6 separate regions of the Homo sapiens genome follow, and regions 1, 3, 4, 5 and 6 are each linked to region 2. Evidence: chromatin loops called from intact Hi-C (ENCODE). Cell type or tissue: heart left ventricle. All regions are shown on one strand. Region 1 overlaps ARHGAP24 (Rho GTPase activating protein 24). Region 2 overlaps ARHGAP24 (Rho GTPase activating protein 24). Region 3 overlaps ARHGAP24 (Rho GTPase activating protein 24). Region 4 has its middle 180 kb from the start of WDFY3. Region 5 overlaps ARHGAP24 (Rho GTPase activating protein 24). Region 6 overlaps ARHGAP24 (Rho GTPase activating protein 24).

Region 1 (4,000 bases), 140 kb after region 2:
TGGGTAAAGCAAAGAATACACCACAGCAAGCACTAAACAAATATAGCAATTTAGATTTTTATCGGAAGCAGTTTTTATATTCCTTCAAATTAGCACTGGAATTCTGTATATGAACAGATACATCATGTGGCAGCAGCGATTAACGAAAGAATCCAAGAAACACTGCACTATAACGATCACATTTCAGCGTGGAAGAACAGCACTATGTCCAATCTGTTGCCACAATGTAGACACCGTGGAGAGCTGAATGGATCATGACAGAAAACAAGGGTATAAATAAAACCGCACACAGTCTAGGTCCTGAATTTGTGGTGATATAAATATCCCCAAATTATTAAACACAATCAACAACAATACCTGGCAATTTGTCTCCAAATTAAGAACAAAGCACCCAGCTCTCACCTTGCACAAACATACACTTCAGTGGTCAGTGACAAATGCAGGCTGCACTTGCAAGCTGGGAGACAGAGCAGCTGCTCTGTCCTGAGTCGCTTAAAGCACATTCGAGCCCAACTCAGGTCCTACTGTGTTTGCTCACTGCAGTTTCTCCCATGACTCCATCACCCAGGAATGGAAACCACGGCTCGCTCCCCAGCACTAGTGGGCTCCCCAGCTACTGAGCTCAGGTAAAAACGCTGAGTCCTGCAAGGTCACCACAAGGTGACCACAAGCAAAAGGAGTGTACAGGGAAGAGGAGGGGCTGTCATGGAAAGACCCTAAACTCCAGACACCTTGCCTTTCGAGATTCTGAACTCCGTAAATCAGAGCTGGGACAATAAAATCTGAGAATCCCAAATGGCACCAAGCCAAGCAACCAACCCAGGGGCACTGTTTAAGCAATAATCTCTCTCTCTCTCTAAACACACACACACACACACACACACACACACACACACACACACACACACACACACACGGGCAGACTTCAGTGTAGCTATTCTAATTGCCCAGACATCCCTCTCAAGCCCAAAAGTTGTTTATTTTTTTCAGGTTTCCAGGTAACAGGGCTTAAAGAAGGATCTTAGAAAATTGAAGTATTTGCCAAAATCAAATTAATTCTAAGAGCAAAATGATTTCTGGCCCATAAACTCATATAATAAAGTCTTGCATTTTGCATACATACTGGAATTATGCAAACTTCCATATTAAAATATAGTAAAGATGTATTTATTTCAGAGCTGACAGAATCAATTTAAATTTCTCATAAAAATTCCTATCATCTTTCAAAATCAGTCTCGATTATGCATGCACACTTTAATTTTGGGGGTCTTCAAGAAGGCATTTCTTGCCAAAAATATAATCACTCTGAATGTATATATTATAAATAGATACAAACGTGTTAATAAATATTTCCCTGTAGAGTCTAAGTTTTTATTTCTCATATTTTGATCTTCTTAGAAGTGGAGAAGGAACAATTTTTAATCTTGCAAGTGCCTTACAAAACATTTCTTCTTAGTTGTATATATTTTTTAATAGGTAAATAATGACTTAACTGAATTTTAGATTGATTGCATGAGCAAGAAATTATTCTCACCCTTTAGACAATTTTTTTAACCTCCTTCTCCAACCACCACTGTTCATTAGCAATTTAACCTCCTAGGTGTCAGTTTTGTAATCTATAAAACAGAGATTTCTTACTAGTGCCTGTTTTGTCTACTTCCTTGGCTGGTGACATCAGGGTGAAATGGGACAGAGTGTAGGACAAAATGCTTTCTATATGTGCAGTACTTGAAAAAATGCACTTGCTGCATTTCCTCCCTCTTATTTCCCCAGTGAGTACTGGGACTAGTAAATTACTTGCTGCATTCTCAAGGAGGGCTTCTTGGGCTTCAAGGAAACTGCTTGTTTCAAGTGGGCTATAAATAGAGTTCGAGATTTTATTGAACTGCTGTTCTCTTTGTGGCAGATCTTGAGGGCAGCCACCACATGGCCAGAGTCAGTTAATTGTGAGCAGCATGAGCCCCGTCTAGTGTTTGAGGCAGAACAAGACTAGTCAAAATTCTGGGAGAAAATGCTCACGTGCATGGTTGGTTACATAGTTCGCCTGGCATCCTGTTGTACTCCTGTGTTTGAGGGGGATGGAGAAGGGGATTAATGAAGGGGAAAGGTTAGCTATGGAATGCCAAGTTCACTGCTGAGTTATTCAGTAACAAATGCATCTGGGCATTCATGCTAATTTCTCTACAATTACTTAAGCATTTTTTAGAGGTCGAGTTGTGGAGAGGGGCGGGGAACAGAGGGAGGGAGACAGGTGGAGAACAGGAAAGGAACTGAAAATGTGGCCACCCGTCTTATGAGACACACAGGGCTGGGAGCTGGGAACTTTATGTATATTATCTCAGTTAGCTCTCATAATAATCCTAGGAGATACCTGTTATTCTTATTTTACAGATAAGCATAATTAACCTGTACACTGTTAAAGGTCAATGGTGAAGTTAGAATTACAATCAAGATCTGCATGGTCTAGAGTTCCATAGTCTGAGTAAATTAGTTACCTTACAGCTTTCTCAGAAAAAGAAAGGAAATAAAGTGTGGTTTTTATATAGTGAGAATAGGGAAGACAAGAATACAAGTCACCCGGAAAACTTCTTGAGGATATTGACTAGGAAAGTTAACTTTTACAAAGAGTCCAGAGATTTTTAGAAAAATGAGTTTTGATTTTTTTTAACAATGAATTCATTGCAGGATGCAGAAAGGAAAAATCAGTTTTTATTACTAGTGCCAATACTTATTTTTTAAATTGGGTCCTGCTTGTTTTTCAATTGAAGAAGCAAGTTCAGAAGTCTTTCTGTATAGTAGACTATTACTCTGGTTTTTGTAACATACACATAATGCATTATTTTATCTTAATTTTCTTAAATTATCAGACCTTTAACAATGCTCTTAAGGAAGCAAGGCAATCTCTTGACCTTCGATGTAGCAGAACACTTTTTTTCAACTGTAGTGTGGAATATAGTACAGTAGCCATAATTTTCTCCTGGGTTTGAGGATGTTAATAAATTGGCAGGTTCTTTCAACCAATTTTATTGGAAAGCTAGAGGCAGAGTCTGAACTGCAGGGCTACATGTATGTGTCTGTGTTCTACCCTTTAAGTAAGTGTCATTCCCAGCTGTAAATGTTTTAAATCTTATCTGAAGTCAGTTTTCAATTATTCAGATATCTCAATTGAAAAACAATAAAAGTGGAAACAGAGTTTTAGGCACTTTCTTCAAATTATTATACTGCCCCACTAAGGTATTTCTTTTCTTTTCTTTTCTTTTTTTTTGTTTTGTTTCGTTTCGTTTTTTTGAGATGAAGTCTTGCTCTGTTGCCCAGGCTGGAGTGCAGTGGCATGATCTTGGCTCACTGCAACCTCCGCCTCCCAGGTTCAAGTGATTCTCTTGCCTCAGCCTCCCTAGTAGCTGGGATTACAGGCACATGCCATCACACCTGGCTAATTTTTATATTTTTAGTAGAGACAGGGTTTCTCCATGTTGGCAAGGCTGGTCTTGAACTCCTGACCTGAGGTGATCCAACCATCTTGGCTTCCCAAAGTGCTAGGATTACAGGCATGAGCTACCAACCTGGCCGGGTATTTAGTTTCTCAAACACTACTGCTAGTATTGCCCTAGTGTAATTACCATGGCAGAAAATAAGAGCACATTGCTTCCTCCCTTTGTCTCTGAACCTCTATGTTGTTTTTTTTTCCTCTTGGATTTTAAGATCCGGATTTTAGAATCATATATGGAAAAGACACTTGCACTGAAGTTTAAAAGTATGAAGAAGAAAGCATCCAGAAGAATTGGTCGACATTTGCAATCAGTGAGGAGAATAAATAAGATGTTTTGGTTTTCTATTTGGTTCATGCTACCTTGCCCAGTAATGATACCTTCCTGATGTTTCCTAGAGGCAATGTTTCATTTCACACAGATACTCATGAAGGTCTGGCCTGAAATCCTTGTAGTATTTCCACTTAGGGTAGTACTGGGTTCATGGATGAGTCGGATGGGGTTGTTTCTAG
Region 2 (4,000 bases):
CTGTACCACAATATCTCACGTAACCCATAAATATATACACCGACTATGTACCCATAAAAATAAAAAAAATTAAAGAACCCTCAGTGTGATTTGAACATTCAAGCATTTTTCTTTATGTGTATTTGATGGTAAGCAAAGGTGTTAACTTAAGAAAACAATGAGAATATATTAGATCTTAAATAAAATATACTGTAATAAAATTTACAAAAAAATACCAAATCTATAGATGGGTATATGTGTGTATTCAATATCAAAATGAATTACTAAATTCTCGCTCATCTCTCAAAATGTTGGACTCATTTTTGAGAAGGTGTTGGTGTTTGCCTATAGATACTCGAAGCTTAGCGTGACATGCTATAAATTTTTAACAGAGCTCATTTTGAAAATAATTGATTCTAAGCATAATTGCTTGTCTAATATTCTAAGATGGCTGGGAATCCTTAGAATGTTCTAGAAAAGAAGAGAAATGCTATAAAAATAAACAATGAAAACTTAACGTCCTTTACATAACTTGAATAATTTATTTGTATCCTCTTCTGAGTGTGAGTGGCAAGATAACTTACTAAAATATTAATTTATATTTTGTCTTCTGTATCTTATATTTCCTGTTAATCCATGAAGATGGATGATAGTAAAGACAGCAAGAATAGAGTTTTAATTTGTGTGTGGGAAGTTGTTTTGTTTTTGTATTTCAGGGGAGAATAAGCAAAAGTCTGAAAGGAGAGTTGATTCCTGGAACCGGGAAGAGTAGTAGTGAACAACTCAGGGAATTCTTTACCTCACTCCCAAGCTGTGCTGCAGGAAATGACATGTCCCCAGAGAGGTGTGCTCTGAGAAGTTGGGAGGCAGGCACTGGGGTTTCCTGCCTCAGTGAATATTCTCTTATCCCAGCGGTGGCATGGAAGCAGAGCCAACTGTATGAAATTATATGAGCTGAGACAATGGGCTTCTCAGCTCTCAATTTTGGGCCCATGGGCTGATTCCATCAAATATTTACTGCACATCTACTCCTAATGGGTATTATAGAAACCCCTGGGCTAGGACCTCAGGGGTTTAAATAAAAGAGGCATTATTCTAGCCTGCTCACTACTTGTACCCTAGTCAAGGCTGCAGATACTAAGCTGATAATAAGACAAGTATGTGATTACAAAATAAGGTGAGTGGAAATAAGGAAAATTATTGCATACTATCTAATAACAAGACAGGGTTTGGAGGTCTTCTCTGAGAAAATGATGTTGGAGCCAAGATCCGAAGGGTGTGTAAGGACAGAAGGCATTTCTGATCAAAGCAAGGGAGAAAAACAGCCTCAAGTGGGAGGAAGCCTCCTGTCCTTGCAGAATTGACAAAGGCTAAGAAGGTCAGAGCCCAGAGTGGAAGTGGGTAAGGTCTGAGCTGTAGGCAGCAACCTCATGGACCATAGGACTTCACCTCCTTCAGGGTAAGGACTGAGGTTTTCCATTTTGACATTGGGGTCTCTCAGAGCAGGCATAGTGTCAACTGTTTTATAGATGTTAAAATGATGGAAGTTATCTGAAAGGGCTTGTTTTAACTAGCTAATTTTATTTTCTTGATAATTAAATAAATATATGTTTTTCTTTCTAAAATTCTGAACTGATAAACACTATAGAAGAGGTCATCTTAAAACCTTGTAAAGAAAATAAAAATCGTGTTCCCAGGTCATCTTCAAAACTGCAATCCTCATTAATTCCTAAAACTAAATTCCAAAAAATTGTTTGAAAAGACAGACCTAAAATAGTCTCAATGGTAAGACAAGGAAGACACTAGTATTTTTGTTTGTTTTCTGACAAACCACCGTATTTCATGTGCATCAAAGCCTTCTGTGTTTTTCTTGCTATATCTGCCCCATGAAGGGACAGTCATTAGTAGTAAAAAAACCACAGCTTGGGGAAGGATATGCATAGCAGTCAAATATTCCAGTAAAGTATTTCCTTTTGATTCCACTCTAACCCAATCTACCATCATGACTCAGATTTGTTTGCCTTCAGAGTCAATGACAATTAGCCATAGGTAGTACAGAAAGAAAAGAATATAAAAATAAAATATAAAATAAATAAGTATATATTTCAATATACAGAGTATGTTATGTATAATTTGCATGACTATATAAACAGAAGCTATCAAATATTTATGAATAAATACAATAAATAAATGAGACAATAATGATAAACAAGAAACACATTTAACAAGAAATCTGCTGTAAAGTTTCATTGATGATCTATTTATTACATTGACTATTCCCAAACACACTGTTTTTAAGGTAACTTGCTTAGCACTTTACTGTTTTGCTTTTAATGAAGTGAAGCATTTTATAAACTATGGTATTGAGAAACTTTGAACACTAGATGGCGAGATTGCAAAGTTAGACAATGGGATGGTGTAAAAATTGTGAAGGATGAAGGGCCGCAGAATCATTCTTCCTCTACCAGCAATTTTCTTAGCACCAAAGCTGCAGTAATGTTCCAAGAATAGAAATATTTGAGCCATGAATCAAGGTAAGAAAGGTGGAGTGGGATGATTATTTTATTCCTTCCCAGAAGTGATACATTATAAGAGCTTTCTAGCATTATAGTATATATGCACACAGCTAATTATATAGAAATGATGAAGAAAAAATGAACAATTATATATATATTTTTTGATTAACAAAGGTTATTAACTTTTTGCTTAAAGGCTAAGATTTAAAAATTTATGACTCTCTTTTTGGGGCTTTATTAAACTTAGGCTACTCAGTAGAGATAGAGAGTTCTGCATTTTTCTAGAGTTTTCATTTTTGCTTTGTCCTTTCTCACCGAAGAAAATAATCATTTCTGGATAGAATCTAATATATTTTTCCAGTTCTGATTCACCTCAAGAGGTTCTCAGTCACATGTCCTAATTGTCAGCAGGCTACCTATTGCAATGGGGAAGTCTGGCGTTTCTCTGAAAAATATCTTTGTATGTTCAGTCTATAAAATAGCAACCCTGTCAATCATACTCTCTAGCCTTCTATCTCCTATTGAAAATCCACTACTTTGCCAAATTAATATTTACTTCAATATGTTTAACCAATTAATTAGATATCAATAATATGTGTTAATTGCCCAATGTGCCTAAAAGAAAGTGCCATCTTTGTCTCAGAGAAATACATTTCAGTCTTCACCAAAGTGAAGTGAAGTGACTGCACTGTGGCAAAAGTCTATGTACAATGGAGAATAAAAATCCTTCACCTAATAACAACAACACATCTGCAAACATCAAGGCCTCACTGAAGGCCAATGAGTAGGTTATGCTATTAACCCCATTTAGGGTACTTTAACAGGAAACTGCACAGACAAAAATTCTTTTTGGCTAATCACTGAGATACGAGATGCTGTAGAGTCATGCTCTTTGGTATGTTAAATAAAATTGAAACTGGCCCAAGGAGTCCTCCCTACAAGCTCCTAACTGCAACCTAACTCAGTACCAAAAACAAAGTGAAAACCTAACTAGGAACAAATAGCTGAGTTTCAGCCAATCACAGGCAGCTGTTCAAACCATGTATGAGATGCATGCCATGTAATGGGGCTGTCTCTGTACCTCGCTTCTGTTTTCTGTAGGTAACTTCTTTTTCTCTGCCTGTAAATATAACCTGCACATGTGGTAGGGTGGAACATTCTGAACCATTTTGGCCCAAACTGCTGTTAGATTCTAGAATCACAAAAAAAGCCAATGAAGATCTACTAAACTAGATTTGTTGTAATTCTGTCTTTTAACAGGTAGAAGTTCAAAACTATTTGCTAACGTAAAGTCATTATACAGACTCAAGTCCCTTTCACTCAGCTGGTAGTAGAGTCTTTTCAGAAGGTAAGATACATAATCAAGCACATTATATCCAGTGGTAGGAAAAAGGCAGCACAAGATAGGCCCAAAGATCTGAGTGAAAGAGCTATCAGACCAGGAGGAGCTTTGTAGCATATGTCCCTTAACTGAGCAACATATAAGTTTGGTTCTTATATTGTAC
Region 3 (4,000 bases), 170 kb after region 2:
CTCTCAGTGTATACAGCTAGGAAATATATGCATGTTATGCTAATTCATGTGCACACATACAATTCTCAGCATATATTTTAAAAAATTATTCCATGTTAATATCTCTGACTTCAGTACCATAGGGTGGTTCATACTAATTTTCTAATTTTCTGTCCTCTTTATTTGCATGCATTTTTGTAATTGTTTTCTTTGCTTTTAAAGCCTAATATTATTAAAATATCTTTCATTTTTAGAATAGTGTAAGCACCCATTTTATTTCTTCTATATCCAAGCTAATTATTAATACTTTTTTGTTTGCTATGAAAAAATCAAAAAATTAAAAAGAACTTTGTTTCCCGATTCTTACCAGAAAATCTCCCTCAATTTGCTACAATTTTTAACTATCATTTTTGCCAACTTTATTTTGAAATAATTTTACCCTCATTTAGAAGTTGCAAAAATAGTACAAAAATTTATTCTGTAACTTCGGTAGCTTCCCCTACAGATAACATCTTTGGAAACTATAGTAAAATGAGCAAAACCAGTATTACATAATTCACACTTGCACAATACTATTAACTAAACTCAGACCTTATTGGAGTTTTGCAAGTTTTTACATGCACTCATGTTTTTTGCATTGTGGGGAGGTGTACAGTCCTGTGGAATTTTGTCATACATATTGATTTGTGAAACCACTATGGTAATCAGGACACACAACTGTCTGATCACTCCAAAAAGCTCCTTCTTGCTCCTTTATAGTCACACTCTCTCCCCAGTCCCAACTCTTGGCACTCACAGATTAGTTCTCCATCACTATAATTCTGCCATTTCTAAGAATTTTATATGAAATGTAATCATTCTGTAGGTTGCCATTTGAGATATGCTTTTCACTGAGCATAATGCCTTGGGTTCCATCCAAATTGTTGAGTTATATCAGATGACACAGGCATACCACTATTGCTCGGGGAATATGTTTAGTTAAGTAGATGGGGCCCCTCATCATTAAAAAAGAAGTTATATCTTGCAACTTTTTGATTCAGTTTTAACAGAAATTCTAGGTTTGAAACCACAAACATTGAATTTCCTTTTTTAGTAGTAAACTCAAGGGATTTGACTAAGCTGGATGACTTTAATTTCCTTTTATGATCTAGAACCTTGTAAAATGATTTTAAAAATAAAGCCCAACAGGATATAAGGCATTTAAGGCATGCAGTAAATTCTGTAGTTTTGCTCTTCAGATATTGTGTCTCTATTTATTCAAGGTTGTTTTGCCCCCCTCCTTTCCCCTCCGAAATAATTACTTTAGTCTGATAATGGCATTCTGAGGAGGGCAGGGTTGGGAAAGCATAATATCTAATGAGGTCAAAAATAATAACACATCTTCTGGCTTTGGGGATGCCATGTGGCACAATTCAGGCTAATTAGAGTCAACATACTAACTTCTGGGATTTTTGTGACAATTGACAAGAAGAGAAATTTTGTTCTGCTGAATTCTTCATACCATAATATGGAGGCAGCCAGCCTAGAATGAAACTACCCAGAAGAAAGCAATGCTGAGAAATGGAGAAAAAGCAAATCCTGCTAACATCATTTGAATATTTAGATCAGTCCACCTTAGCTATAAATTAATCCTTTTGCCTGCTCTGTGAAAATGGATATGTCCCTTTAAAAATGTTTCCTTTGCCGGCCGGGCGCAGTGGCTCACGCCTGTAATCCCAGCACTTTGGGAGGCCGAGGCGGGTGGATCACAAGGTCAGGAGATTGAGACCATCCTGGCTAACACGGTGAAATCCTGTCTCTACTAAAAATACAAAAAAATTAGCTGGGCGTGGTGGCGGGCGCCTGTAGTCCCAGCTGCTGGGGAGGCTGAGGCAGGAGAATGGCGTGAACCCGGGAGGCGGAGCTTGCAGTGAGCCGAGATTGCGCCACTGCACTCCAGCCTGGGCAACAGAGCAAGACTCATCTCAAAAAACAAAAACAAAAACAAAAAAAAAAACAAAAAAAATTTTTTTTCCTTTCCCAGCTGCTACCATGCTAAACTCTATCATCAGTAGAGGGCGATAGAGAGACACTGCAGAAGAAAATGGGATTTTGCTTCCTAGAGCCTGTATGCTGGCTCCGCAGGCTCCTGCAGCACAGGCAGCTTCTCCAGCACCCAGCCCCTCCAGTGTACACACCTTCCTCAGTGCCCAGCTTCTGCAGTCCCTCCTCACAAAGCAGTTTCGTAGCAGAGTCCTCTAGTGAGATACCTCCACATGAATTTTTCTGGCACTCTGGAGGGCTAATTTCAAGCATGAAATGAAGGAGGACTTGGCAGAAAATTCTATGGGCACAGCACCACCGTGAGGTCTAGTGAGTCAAGGCCATAGCGTCTCCAGAGAGCTCTGGATCTCAGCCTCGGGTATGAGCTTTTCCTTGGGTGCTCAATTCCCCCCGACAGAAGTAGTGGCTGCTCCTTAGATCTGCTATTCTTATATTCTTTAGAGTACTTTTTACTTATTAGCCAATCCCTGCATACTCTAATTCCCTGTAATAGTTAATCATTCTTTATATTAAACTGTCCCTGTTCAAATTACTATGCGGTTTCTCTCTCCTGATTGGACCCAGATTGATACGCCATGCCTGAAGGCTGATCTTCCCTTGGACTTCTCAATTTTATGTTCTAATAAATTCCATTTTTTTGCTGATGTTGGCTTGAGTTGAGTTTTTGTAACTAGAACTAGAAAAGTTCTGATACAACTGAGATGCATTAAATTAATAGGAAGGCTAATGTAGAGAAAATTATTTTAGAAAGCCCCATATTTTTTAAAGATAGACTTGATATTCAAACACTGTTAACAAAAATTCAAATTCTAGCAAACTTTTTTCTCAGCTACTTAGGAATAATATTATAATGATAACTTGGAATTTTCTCTAAATTGTATATATGTGTGTGTGAGTGTGTGTGTGTGTGTAGTAGGTATAAAACTAAACTGTGGGTAAATTTCACAACTCTGATACAAGAATGTATAGGTTGGTGCAAAAGTAATCACGGTTTTTACTATTACTTTTAATGGCAAAAACTGTGATAACTTTTGCACCAACCTAATATTATGAGGGACATGTTTCATGCAGCATACCTTCCCACATCCAGGGAACAGCCCTTCTTCCAGGGAATTCTGGGAACTCTGTGATGGTGAATCAATGCAATCAAACATTAAGCAGTTAATGCACCTATATTGATCCAGAGACTATCCAATATTAACATGTGTGAATGAGTCAAGTTGAGCATGTGTGAATGAGTGAGGGAAGATTTAATATATTAATAAGATACAAGTACAATAAGCTGTGTATCCTTAAGCAAAGAAATACTACAAGTTACTTTTAGTTTTGGCTTTGTGTTTTTATTATTTTGTGTTTGCTCTTAGCTTAATTTTTTTTTTACCATATTACATTAACTGAAAATATCTCCCCTATTTGAGGAAGAGACATAAATTGTGTGGTCATGTTAAAATTACAAAATAACAAAATCTGTAAGGTCTCTCAAAGATACTATCCAAGTGAGAAAATAACATACAAATAAAGAGTCTTGTTCCAGATTCTGATTGCCAAAATACAAGAAGGACCCCCATAATTTGGATATGAGTATTTAATAATTGTCACTTATCTACAAATTTCCAAATAATTAAAATGACAAGAAAAATATTCTAGGTAGAATTTGCCACTAAAGTCAGATCAATAATATTTTAAAACTTAAAGAACCATTGACAAAAACCCAAACAAGCAGGGTGTCAACTCTATTATGCTGGAATCTACAACCAATACACCATATTGCATTCCAGAGGGAGAAAAAGGAAGGGAATAGAAAATAGAGCCAACACAGAGAGAATGATGAAGAAAAGGCCATTAGATTATTACTGTATTTTCTTGCCTCAGGAATAACATTAATTCCTATGTATGAACTTTGTATAAATTTCTATATCCATGCACACATCAGTTCTGAGACTGATGCCAGTTTTGAAAGTGTTGAAGTAGGCAATAC
Region 4 (4,000 bases), 820 kb after region 2:
TGGTTTACCCAAGATAAAGTCATTAGCCAACAACTTAGGAACAGATCAGAACCAGAATGCTAACTGCCCCCCACCTTCCAATTCAATATTATTTTCTGTAATCTATGTTTTATACAGCTGGCAAATTAAAATAGAGGTATTTTCTCAGTAAAAATTCAGTCCAGGTTTGACAGTTCCCCTTCTAATCTACTGTATGGACTATTTAGCCAACTGTCCTGTGCTAGGAAAGTACTCCCCAGCATGGACAAGGATATAACCCCGTTTGATTTCATTTATATCCCAAAGTGGAGTTAAATAAACAGAAAGACATGATCTACATTAATGAAAAAAGATAGATGGAAATTTTTTGTGTGTTTTAGAGCCACTTAAATGTTGCCAGTCTCAAATTATCTGTACAAGATTTAAAGTATGGAGTTGAAAAACATAACAACAGTGAAAAAAATCGGAATATACTGACTCCTCCCCTTCTCCCACCACCAATAACTACCTAACTTACAAAACTGCTCCTAAAGATAATCATACAAACAAGCTATAAACGCTGAATTAACACCGAAAATTAAAGTAGGGTAAGACAGAGAATAAAAAGATACTCTCTGACATGACTTCTTAAAGTTGTAATTAGACATATGTGAGTGTGTGAAATACACACACCACACACACACACCCCATGCACCACCCCAGTGACCAAATTCTTGTTTAATCATCAAGTACAACCCAGACTTGATTAGTTACCTAGGGTAGAGGAAACTCAAAAGACTTGAGGAGCTAGACTCTTTCAGATAATTTTGTCTGAAACTTTTTAGTGTTCCTTTCACTAAGGGAAGACAAATCAGAAACCCTTTTCCCCAACTCTTATATTTTTGAAGTAATACGTAGTAGGACAAAAATCTCTCAGGAAGCTAACTCTTCTATCAGGGATCAAAAATGAGAACATCCAGGTTTTGTATAATTCACATCTATTACACAACTAGGATTCTTTATGTCTCCCATATATTTATTCCTCTCACTCAACTACTGACAATCTTCTTTCATCTCATTACCTCATGGTCAGCTGAAAAGACAATGGTTAATTTGCAGAAATATTTTGACTCGACCCATGCTGACTATGTTTCATCCTTAGATAATTGCCTCCACAAAGATGCACTTGCCATTGAGTATGAGCTATAGACTAAAGGCCGTTATTCATAATTGAGGTTGACGCTTAACACAACCTCTCACCAACATAACATTTACTTTACACTCAGAGTAACAAAAAGGAAGGTCACAGGCTTAGTTTACCTGCACCTCAGCCACCTGAATATATTTGTGACCTTTGATTCACTGAAACATTATTTTTCAGAGAGCAAAATCATACAAAATGATCTTCATTTTCACTAACCCTTATAATTAAAAACTACCAAAGACAGAATAATATCCTTATACCAAACTTAAAACAACAGAAGTCTAGCAAAAACACAGCACACGTATTAAAGCCAGCTTATATCTCATAAGAAAGTCATTTACCCTCACAATTTTGTTTAGTAAGAAATATTGACAATTTTTTCCTAATAGAATGGGTATGAACCTTTACTGAAATAAAAGACTAGGATTTTATTTGAATCAACTTTTGTAGCTTACCTAAGCTATTCCTATTTACTTCCTACATAAGCGAAAGAAAATGAATAAATTGTATCCGGATACTCACAGCAGAGATCTCAGTTCTAGTCCCTAACATCAGACGTCGCGGCTGCAGACTGAAAATGTTACTGTAAGGAAGTACTTGTATTTTTCTAGCAAAGTAGCACCCTCTAGTGGCTTTTCAAAAATATGAAGGAGTACACGCCAAACGTGACATAATTTGTTTACTATCAAATTATGCAGTGTCAAAACACTCAGGTGAGAACAAAACCTTGCCCTTGGCATAACGGGAAGCATATTCCAACCTTGTTCTGTGTTGTTCTAGGGAGGCAAAGATGGTTAATCATCCTATTGCACATCTACAGTGTGCCTCTGAGAAAAATATGCCCTTCCCTGATAATAGTTTATTATTTTTCCATTATTAGTATTATGGTGCTATTACTATCATTATTGCTATTAATATTAATAGAAAATTACCATTTACTGAGTATTTACTACATGCCAGAAAATGTATTCATTGTTTTACATTCTTTACCCCATTTAAAATTCACTATGAGTATATAACCTAGTCTTTATCCTCATCTGGTTTTATTGATTAAATAGTCGAGGCCCATATGTGTAGTATGAGTTGCCTAAGAGAATAAGAAAAACTAAGATTCAAACATATCTTTATAAATTTGCAAGAACTCTCACAAGCCTGATTTCAACAAGCAGAAATTATCAATAGTTTTTACATGTATCCAGCCTCAAAGTATAAATCCAAAGAAATAATTCAATAACAATGAAATTAACTGGAAAATTTTAGCTAACACTTAGTTAAAATTTTAATTTAAGTTTGGGTTATAAATACAACCATTTCCCATAGTAAGTAAAAGTTAAATACCGATTCTTAGACAGCAAGGCAATAGTCTCTAGGAAGCCAGTTTAGTTCCCCCTGGCTCAGTCATGGTATTTTATTAAAATCGAGAGAGGTATATTTGTTCAGGTAGGCATTCAACAGACATTCATTGAATGCCTCTAGGAACTCTAGTTTTGATTGCCAGTGATCCAAGACCTTTGCACAAAGCAAGTGCTGTGTGAATACCAAGGAAGACCCCTGAGCTAAAAAGTATATATTTTTTATGGCTTCAAAATGTATATATTCCATTTTAAATGTCATTTGTCTGATCCCAGCAAATAAACACTTTTGATATTTACATAAGGTTTGAAGGAACTTAGAGACACAAACAGAAAAGAATATTTATTAAGTATCTGCCAGGTGCTAGTTAGTAGTCTATGCCCTTTACATATATCACTATGGCAGAGACTGCTAACTGTTCACCAACCATTTCCTCTTCTTATTAAGCACATAGCCAGACTACATTTACAGCCAACATTGACTCAAGTATGACCATGTAACGGGATTCTAATCAGAATCCAGTACTGTGAGCAAAAGCAATGTGTACCACTTCCATGCATCGCCCATGACAAACCTCCCTTTCAGGATCTTTCATGTTCTTTTGCCCTTCTGGATGACTGGAATGGATATATCCCACAGGCAACCTTGGAAGCCACATACTGCAGACAGCAGAGCCACAAGATGGAAAGAGGCAGCTTCGTCTCTGAGTCACTGTTTGGAATAAATGTACCTGACAATTAAGAGCATCTGTTTTGTAGTTTAGGTAAGAAGTAAACTTCCATAAATTTTGAGTTATTATATAGTTTTGCATTTGACTATTGGTTACAACAATAAGAATTACATTAATGCGATGATCTCATTTAATCTTCACAGCAAACTTAATAAGTTTATTGTAGGCTTATCCCTCATTTCACAGATTAAAAAAGTGAGGTATAAATAGTTTAATAACTAGCCCAAGTATTCACAACTAGTGGAATTCAAAGCTTGATCAAACCCAGATCTACCTTACTCCAAAATACATGCTCTTTTCTCTTTCTTATGCCAACAGTCCATCCTGTTGCCTCTTTTTTCTAGCAATCTTGCCACCTCAGCCCCTCAAGTAGCTGGGACTACAGACATGTTGCCTGGCTAATTGTTTAAAAATTTTTTAGTGATGGGATCTCACTATATTGCCCAGGCTGATCTTGAACTGGCCTCAAGCAATCCTCCTGCTTTGGCCTGCCAAAGTGCTGGGATTACAGGTGTGAGCCATCATACACAGCCCCACTGCTTATGAAACTAGCATGTTCCTTTGTATTAGTCAACTAATACATTGCTATAACAAATGACCCCCAAATCTGAGCTGTCTATTTTTATTTATTATTTCTCATTAATGCCTGTCAGCCTCAATTCACATTAATTCACACTGAAAGTCTTCTTCATCCTGGTACCCAAACTGAAGCAGCAGCCCTTATTTTTATCACATGGCAGAGGAAGGAGAATAAT
Region 5 (4,000 bases), 210 kb after region 2:
AAAAGAAGACTTAAGCTATTGTGTCACTAAATTTAAAATGTGTATTTGGAAACGAAATAATAGATTCTTTGTTTTATACCCTGTCATCTTGTTTTTCTTTTGTTAAAAGAAAGAAAATAGCATTTCTAAGCTTGTTGATCTTCACAGTTACGCTAGTTAAACCAACTGTATAGAGTAAATCTCTTTATTTTAGGCACAGGAGAGAATTCTTTACATAAGTGTAATAGGAAATTATTTCCTGTTGGGTCAGCCATTGGAGGAGCTTCTGGCCAGGACTTGGGGTTTGGAGTCAGACGGACCTGGAAGAATCCCAGCTCATTCACTCATGGGCTATGTGACCTTGGGCAAAGTTTTTAAACACTTTGTTTCCCCTCAATTTCCTATTTTTCAAGATAGAGCTATCTTTCTCACACATTTGTTTTAAAGAATGATTCAGCTAAAATACACAAATTGCTAAGCACAGTCACCTTTAAAACAACGCAGTTTTGTTAATAATAATATTTGTTAGCTTATGTTAATTAGGTTTGGTACAGAGTAGGTGGAGAAAATGGGAAGGCTGGCAGCAGGGCATGTGTTTTCCCTCTCCTGGATCTTGCTTCAATCGCTGTCTTTCCTTTCCTTCTCGTTCTCAAAGAAAAAGTATCATATGATTTTCTGTACATGAGCCAAATGCTTACAGAGTCAAATATTAATGTGCAAATGATGTAGCATGCTACAGGTTTTTAAAAATAAAAGTGAATGAAATTTCTTAATGATACTGATGGTTGCTCCGTAATGTAGCTTAGTATTTGGGCACTATTTTAAACAAATCATTCTTTCTTAAATAATGTTCTCTATTCACCCATAACCACATGACACTTCAAATGGAGAACTGAGTTTAAGTAGAATACTGAAGATGTGTCCACTGATGGGATGTATTTATACTTACTGGTGGTGCAATTTTACCATGGCCACTGGCCAACTGGCTGAGTTCTTAAAAAGTCAATATAAAGGCTGCGAGACATAAACAGGAACTTTGGGGAAGAAACAAAATAGGACTGTTGATCATAATACAGCGGTTACTATGGACTCAGTCTTCCTTCTCTCTGCAAGCACCTTAAAACCATTTGTTGGTTCAGTGAAAGCTGTGCTTTTCCCAGGAAAAGAACAGCCAGCATCCAGAAGGTTAAAGCGTTTGTAGTAACCTGAGGTAAAAAGACATCACCTCAGCTGCTGCACCTTGAGATAGCCACTGCTTCTGAAATTCACCTTCATTACATCTCACGGAAAACGTATAACATATATTTTAGGCATCTTTTTGAGTAATCTGAGTCTCCACCCTGTTCTCATACTGCATTCATTCTTCATTTGACCCACACATTGGAATCACATGATTTTCTCTTCCTTAAAATAAAAAAGTCTTCACCAATCTAGTCAGATTTCCAAATGTATTTCTTATTGGTTTCCCTTTAACCACTTTCACTCAGTTTTATCTTTCCCCTTCTCTTGATCGCTACTTCCAGCTTGGAGGAATCAATAGGAGAATTCACTCACATAAACCAAAGGCCAGTAAAGATTCCCATGCATTCCAATGGACTCTTTTAGGTGGATGCCAGTGAATGGTGAGAGATGAGATTGGGAGAGGAGAGCATTCTCAGCTACTGAGTCCACAGTGAAACTAAAGAGAAGCCATCGCAAGGCCTGGAGAACTATCTCTAGAAATATCTTGGCTGCACTGATGAGATTTTGGGCACGTATTTCTTTAACTGTGATAAAACATGAAATAACAAGAGAGAATCAAATTAGGAAGAACTCCAGCTATCTCCAAGGTGTTTGTGATCTGAAGCACTACTGGGGAGGTAATTGTGGCTGATGCACCACCACAAAAGATTGAGAACGTCTCCCTCCTGCAATAATCAGACTAATGTTTTCCTCATTACCATGTCTTCATTTTTCCTGTCGACAGTACAATGGCTGCAGAGGTCTCATTACTGTTTTCCATATTTATGTTTTAAATTATTGATAGGCTGTAGTAGGGCTGATATGTGACTGAAAACCAGCAGTGTCAGGTAGTTAAGAAATATTTTTCAGAGAGCCATTGGAACATAACACATGTGCATCTGTCAAGATTGGAAAGCAGAAAACATACATGAGACACAGTTGGGCTGTTCAATTTGTTAACTACGTGGGGCAAGTCAACTGTCTCCTGAATGCAATATGTAAGAATGGCTAAAGTGATAGGACTTGAACTCTTCCAAGCTCCGGGCCTTTTGGCTCCGGGCCTTCTGTTTTTTGGCTTCGGGCCTTCTGTTCTTCTTGCATCTTGTTATGATAGCAATTATGGTCCAAACAACATCATATGGCAATGATTTAATTGGCTCAAGTACTGCTCCAAAGGTAAGTGTCACAGACTTTTTGGTCCTATTCCCCACTTTTCCTGTTTGGAAGCAGATTACTCAAATAGCAGAAATAAAATGTCATTTCTGTTGCCATATGGGAAACTTAATGCTACAGTTAAAGAAAGACTCATGTAGAAAATTCTGTTTCTTAAACGTGGCATGTAAAATTCCATTGCAGTAAAAAAGAATGGCATTTCATATGGTTGAAACATTTACAAATAAGGAGCAAAAAACCAAAACTCATGACTCGGTCAGTCATAAAACATTTTCAAAACCTTGATATGTAATATTACTATAGATCTCAGGTTAATCAGCACATAGTGAACACTGAATAATATTTTAGCAATATTATAGAATATTAAAATAATGTAATCCTGAACCAGTTAAACTAGACTTCGTTTCAGTTAGGCCAATGTTTAGGTTTTGTTTTTTATTACTTGGGATTAAAATCAGATGTCTCATTGAAATAACTTTGTGTTGTTTAAATTAAAGAATAAATGGAATTAAACATTTTAACATGTCATTTAGTAAATCTGATTTTTTTTCTTCAGAAGAAATAAGGAAAAAAAGTTCATTTGATTTTTACCAAATGAAACCAAAACCCCACAGCTATCTGTAACATTTTGGAACTGTGAGTTAATGAGACACGTTTTCTTCCCATCTTTAAGTCCTCTTGTCTCCATCTCTGAGTTGACTACTGAGCCTTGAAAATGGAGATGAATTGTCTTTGTTCACATCCTAAGTGGTTGCAACATACAAGGTTTTTTGAAGGGAGAAATTTTCCTTCATTCCAAGAATTGATAAAGCCTGCTGAGAGTTTCAAGCTAACAATCAACTTGTTCCCCCTTTAATGTCTGTTTCATGTACCACCCTTCTTTCCATTCCCACTGCCACTGTCCTTTTACACAGCCTAATTTCCCCAGACCTGGACAATTTCGCCTACTTTCTAACACGTCCTTGCCTCCAGTCTCAGCCTCAGTCCTATAGACAGAGAAACTATCCTCAAGTGCAATTCTGATCATGTGACTCGGTGTGGATACCTGCCAAAGTGATTGCTGAGTAAGTTTCAACCCACCCCCCTAGACTCTGCATAAAGTCTTTTATAATCTGAGTTCAATTTCTTTGCCAATATTACAGCCATCAGTCCTCCTTCTCTAATCAAGGTGGTATTGACTAATTATTCTCTTCCTTTTTGCTAGCATATTTTCACAACTTTGCTGGTAAAAATCCTATCTATATTTTGAGGGCTGGTTCAGGTGCCATTTTCTCCATTAAGTCTTTCCTGGTTCTTCTGGCAAAAAGTAATTTCTCCCTTCTTTATGTTCCTCTAACATTTGGTTATACCTTTCTTCTACAGTCATTATTAAATTCTTTCTCCTAAAGTTATTATTGTATGATTTCACTGTTTGTGATTTGAATGCAAGGGGTCCCCAGATGATACATAGGGAAAAACTAAAATTGAGATTAATATTTTTCCAGCAGTATTAGGGATAAAAGCAAGATTCTACAATGTTATTTTGTATTTGTCTTCATTGAACATCTGATAATCAAATTTGGGAATTAAAGTGCAATTTTTTTTCTGTTAATTGTAAGCTGAGTTATACAGTTCATGCTGTCCTGTG
Region 6 (4,000 bases), 60 kb after region 2:
ACTGACTGTAGACATAGAAGTTCTTATAAAGAATGTTAACCTGTATCTGCTTCTTAATACAAATGCTTGTATGCTAATTTTAGATAATATTAAGTAAGTGGATAAAAATCTGAATTTCCTCCTTAAAACTGTGACTCCCAATAATCATTTGCAGGTGGCTAAAAGCATATTGTTGTAGTCTTATGTTTAAAAATTACAACAAATGAGAATAATTTAGGGAATCATCACAAAGCTGAAAAATCTTAAACCATTTCAGGAACTCCTTTCCACCTCTCAAAATAGTCTTCAATGACTTCCCAAACCTTAAAAAATGGTGACTGTCCTTAGCAAAATAAGGCACAATGTCTTCAATGTTCTCATAAGCATCCACTTATCAGCAAATACGATAAAACTTTTAAAAGTCACCCATTTTTTACATGAAATTGAGAAAATTGATTTAAATTAAAACTCTTTAAAATTAAACAGAAACAAAGGCAAGCTAGAGTGTCTAGAAAATGTTGCCAGGACTTTTTCATTGTTTTAATTTTTTTTTTCTTTTTTTTGGTTATGTATTATTGATGGCAGTGGCCGCTCCAGACAGCCTGCCACTGCCATCATGCAGGTTGTAGCAGGGAGGCACTGCCAGAGCTGCACAAGCCGGCAGGAGCCAGGGACAAGTGGAGCCCGGTACAAGTGGGAGCCCCACCCCATTCGAGTTAGGGCGGGAGCTCCCCAGATTTCACTGCAGCCACCCAAACCAGGCTGCAGACCCAGGCCTCTTGCTCTGTGGAGCAGGCAGGAGCCCCGCCCTCCTGGGTGCAGGTGCAGCTGCAGCCATCCAAACTGCAGCTGCAGACTCAGGCATTCCTGTACTCTTGAGGACCCAGGAAGGCCCTCCTGCCCTCACAGGCTCGGAAATGCCTGCCCCTGCTGCCTAGCTTCTCCCTCCTGCCAGTGTCCACTCCGATCTCAGAGCAAAGTCAGGGTGGAGCAGGGCACCATGAAAGCCAGTGGGAGGCAGACAGATTCCTGGATGGGAGGGGGTGGGTCTCGGGTGAGGCCCCACCTTCAGGCCGGGGATGACCTGAAGGCTGGGGGCCAGGTAGCCAGTCTCACCGAGGGACAGGAGTGGGAACTTGTGAAGCCTTTTCTGGGCTGCCCATGGCAGCCCACGGACCAGTTGTGTGCACTTCCAACCCTCTGAGGCCCATGAAACCCTTGGGCTCAGCCAGAGCTGAGCAGATGATGGGTTGACCTGCCTGCAGAGAGGAGCTACTCTCTCTGCTAATAGCAGGAGTTGTAGGGCGAACAGCTGCAGAGAGGAGCAACACACTCCAGGGCCTCCTGTCTGCTGAGAACTGCAGACATGACGGGACGACCTGTCTACAGAGAGGAGCTTCCCACTCCAGGTTCTCCTCTCTGCTAGGAGCTGAACACTCGTTGGGACACCCTGACTGTGGAAAGGAGCTACCCGCTGTGGGTCTATTGTGAACTGTTCTATTGCTCAACAAAGCTCCTCTTCATTTTGCTTGCCCTCCACTTGTCTGAGTTCTTGGTCGCAGGACAAGAACTTGGAGCCTGCTGAATGGCAGAGCTAAAAGAGCTACAACACAGGGCTGAAACATGCCCCTTAGCTCTCCACGTTGCAGGCAAAGAGGAGAAAAGAACCGTGGTCCCTCAGGGAGCTCAGACTTGGGAGTTCCCCAGGCCAGGGCTGTGACTCCCTCTTTGGGGTCCTGTGGTACCTGACGTTTTCAAGCTTCTGGGCACCACTGCGTTCCCCGGTGCCAGCCAGTGAAGCTGCTTGCAGTGCACCTGGTCTAGCCGCAGCCTGGCTGAGAGCCAGTGCCTGTGCCGGCACCTGGAGCTGCAGGTCCCGTTGCAGCAGCCAGTGTGTCTGACTATGCAGTGGCCGGACCCCATGCTCACTCACACACTCCATGCCTGACTCTCCCTTGGCAGGCGTGGGATCCAGGCCAGTAGTGTCAGCCGAATGTAGCCTGCCAGGCCAAGTAGGAGGAAAAAGCCCAGCGGGCCTGAGCAACACTCAGGCAAAGGTGCCACTGGCCAGAGGTTTCAGGCCAGAAAAGGGACACCCCAAGGATCCTGTAACATGATCTTTCATATCTAGTACAAATAACTAATTCTTTGAATTCCTATAGCTCTACAATTTTCTAGACACCCTCATTAAATTAAAATTTGATCTTTCCTGCTGATAGATTGATGCTGTGCATTTCATAATTTTAAATTAAAGAGTAATCAGCCAGAATCCACAAGTCAATTCAACCTAGCATTCCATCATTAATTAACACTTAATGAACACCCATGGGTTTATGCAGCAGTATTAGAAGTCGGTAAACCAGTCGCTGTTTGGGGGCATCTTGTCTGATTCATATGTAATTACCAACCTAAATTTGGCTAAAGTCCAAATACAGATTGACAATTCAACAGGCATATTGCTAAACTAAAGGCAACATTCCTTGAATAAGATTCTCATTACCCAATAAGACGTGATAGAATATTTTGTTAAATATAATGTAAGAAAGCCACCAAAGAGGGAACAGATATGTGCAGTCTTTCTTAATCTTATCTGATGGGGAGGAACATGTTTACACACATACATACACACACCACAAATTAAAAAAAACAAAACAAAAGAAAACCCATATAAATCCAGTTATTTACTGAAGGTTTTGTAGTTGAAAGCAAGTTTAAATCAAGATCACTGTGTTTCTCTATGGTAGACTCTGCAAACACCTCAAAGTTAGCAAACTCAGTATTTTAGATATTGAAAAAACCTAAGCCCACTCAGAATACCTCAAGGAAGCAAGACTTAAACCTTTAACTTCAAAATCAGACCTGGAAGTATAGTCAGTTAAGCTGAATTAAGTAAAACCCAAGATATTTCTTGGCTAAATGATTAGTGAATTGGAATTATTTGGCTCCATTCATTACTTATTGTTCTTTAATATGTCTACAAGCTAGACCTAAAGCATATTGAAACTCAGGTAGGGATGACCCTTGATGGTTTACAACATCCTGAGCATTAAAACTAATTTGTTTCCATTAAGGCTTTCTTTTTTTTTTTCTTTTTAATTATCTGAGAAAGCTTTTTGTTAGGTAAACAGTTCTCGATACTATCTGTATGTACTTCCCTGACTCCCTTGCTCTGGGATTATCTATGCCTGGCTCTGTATTTTGACCAAAACTCACTACTCTTTAGAAGACTTTTCTACAGGGAACTCTTATTCAGAGTTCTACCATTGTCTCTTAGACTGGAAAATCTCCTTCACTATTATTAGAATCATTATTATTACACTTTAGTAAGTAATCCCTTTGGAGAGAAGCCCCCTTTGTTGAGTGTGTCATCTTTTTCAGTTGGGACTCTGATACAGTTTAATTTGCATAAATGATATGTGTACCTTTCAAATTACAACATTCTCCTCATTCCTAGAAGCCTAAATATCTAGCAACTTTAGTGCAAAGGAAAAACATAATAACTTACAACTAGTTTAATGCTACACCTTCTTAAATTTTTTTACTTTCAAGACTGCCAAGTCACTGTGATGAGTACAGAAATAATATATATTTTCTATCCACCAGGACCTTGTGATCTTAATAAGGAGACAAACCATGAAATGAGGAAGATGGCAAAGAAGACATGAACTGAGCAGAGTCAGGTGCAATCATTTATGCTATAAAGAGTAAGGAGTATCATCTGTTAAGAAAATAGAAAATAAATATTGACTTATGTTATCAGGGAGGATGTTCTGAAAGCAGGGGAACTTGAAAAGTGTTTTGACAAATAGTCCCAAAGTTGAGATGGTGGTGTAGATGGGGAGAGGAATATAAGGACATGTGAGGATTAGTGTGCTTGAAGACCTAGCTCAAGTGTCTCTTCTGCAGTGTAGCTTTTTCAAGTTGAGTTGGTTTCCACCTGCTCTGAACTTCCTCCAGCTTACATCCAAGCTCCGAGACGGTTGCCAAAAGAATTGTCTTTTGCCCTTTTTTCCGAGCCTTA

Evidence for each region. Hi-C counts contacts between places; a loop is a spot of excess contacts. Peaks named below come from ENCODE experiments on the same cell type or tissue, not always from the same donor. Only the 100,000 strongest peaks of a DNase experiment are listed, where the experiment ranks them.
Region 1: it touches region 2 in a loop (3-fold over the local background); 20 of 110 quality-filtered maps call a loop at or near these places.
Region 3: a loop joins it to region 2, with 11 times the contacts of the local background. A loop is called at or near these places in 60 of 110 quality-filtered maps.
Region 4: it touches region 2 in a loop (18-fold over the local background); 46 of 110 quality-filtered maps call a loop at or near these places.
Region 5: it touches region 2 in a loop (4-fold over the local background); 38 of 110 quality-filtered maps call a loop at or near these places.
Region 6: it touches region 2 in a loop (2.2-fold over the local background); 2 of 110 quality-filtered maps call a loop at or near these places.

Annotation. Positions count from the first base shown.
Region 1 is chr4:85,824,378-85,828,377 of GRCh38, reverse strand. The region is part of intron 3 of ARHGAP24 (Rho GTPase activating protein 24); the gene reads right to left. Among named protein-coding and RNA genes, the nearest start is that of MIR4451, 100 kb to the right of the region's middle. RefSeq lists an enhancer at 1,849-2,391. In heart left ventricle, CTCF peaks have their summits at 1,772 and 1,971; no DNase peak of the experiment used is centred here; H3K4me3 peaks cover 850 bases; H3K27ac peaks cover 1,738 bases.
Region 2 is chr4:85,967,542-85,971,541 of GRCh38, reverse strand. All of the region lies in intron 5 of ARHGAP24 (Rho GTPase activating protein 24), which reads right to left. Among named protein-coding and RNA genes, the nearest start is that of MAPK10-AS1, 150 kb to the left of the region's middle. In heart left ventricle, a CTCF peak has its summit at 2,359 (motif pointing right); no DNase peak of the experiment used is centred here.
Region 3 is chr4:85,795,137-85,799,136 of GRCh38, reverse strand. The region is part of intron 3 of ARHGAP24 (Rho GTPase activating protein 24); the gene reads right to left. Among named protein-coding and RNA genes, the nearest start is that of MIR4451, 75 kb to the right of the region's middle. In heart left ventricle, a CTCF peak has its summit at 2,044 (motif pointing right); a DNase peak (open chromatin) is centred at 2,116; H3K4me3 peaks cover 889 bases; H3K27ac peaks cover 435 bases.
Region 4 is chr4:85,145,456-85,149,455 of GRCh38, reverse strand. No RefSeq gene overlaps it. Among named protein-coding and RNA genes, the nearest start is that of WDFY3, 180 kb to the right of the region's middle. In heart left ventricle, a CTCF peak has its summit at 1,791 (motif pointing left); a DNase peak (open chromatin) is centred at 1,725; H3K4me3 peaks cover 847 bases; H3K27ac peaks cover 296 bases.
Region 5 is chr4:85,758,988-85,762,987 of GRCh38, reverse strand. All of the region lies in intron 3 of ARHGAP24 (Rho GTPase activating protein 24), which reads right to left. Among named protein-coding and RNA genes, the nearest start is that of MIR4451, 39 kb to the right of the region's middle. In heart left ventricle, no CTCF peak of the experiment used is centred here; a DNase peak (open chromatin) is centred at 2,261; H3K27ac peaks cover 628 bases.
Region 6 is chr4:85,907,929-85,911,928 of GRCh38, reverse strand. The region is part of intron 3 of ARHGAP24 (Rho GTPase activating protein 24); the gene reads right to left. Among named protein-coding and RNA genes, the nearest start is that of MIR4451, 190 kb to the right of the region's middle. In heart left ventricle, no CTCF peak of the experiment used is centred here; a DNase peak (open chromatin) is centred at 1,918.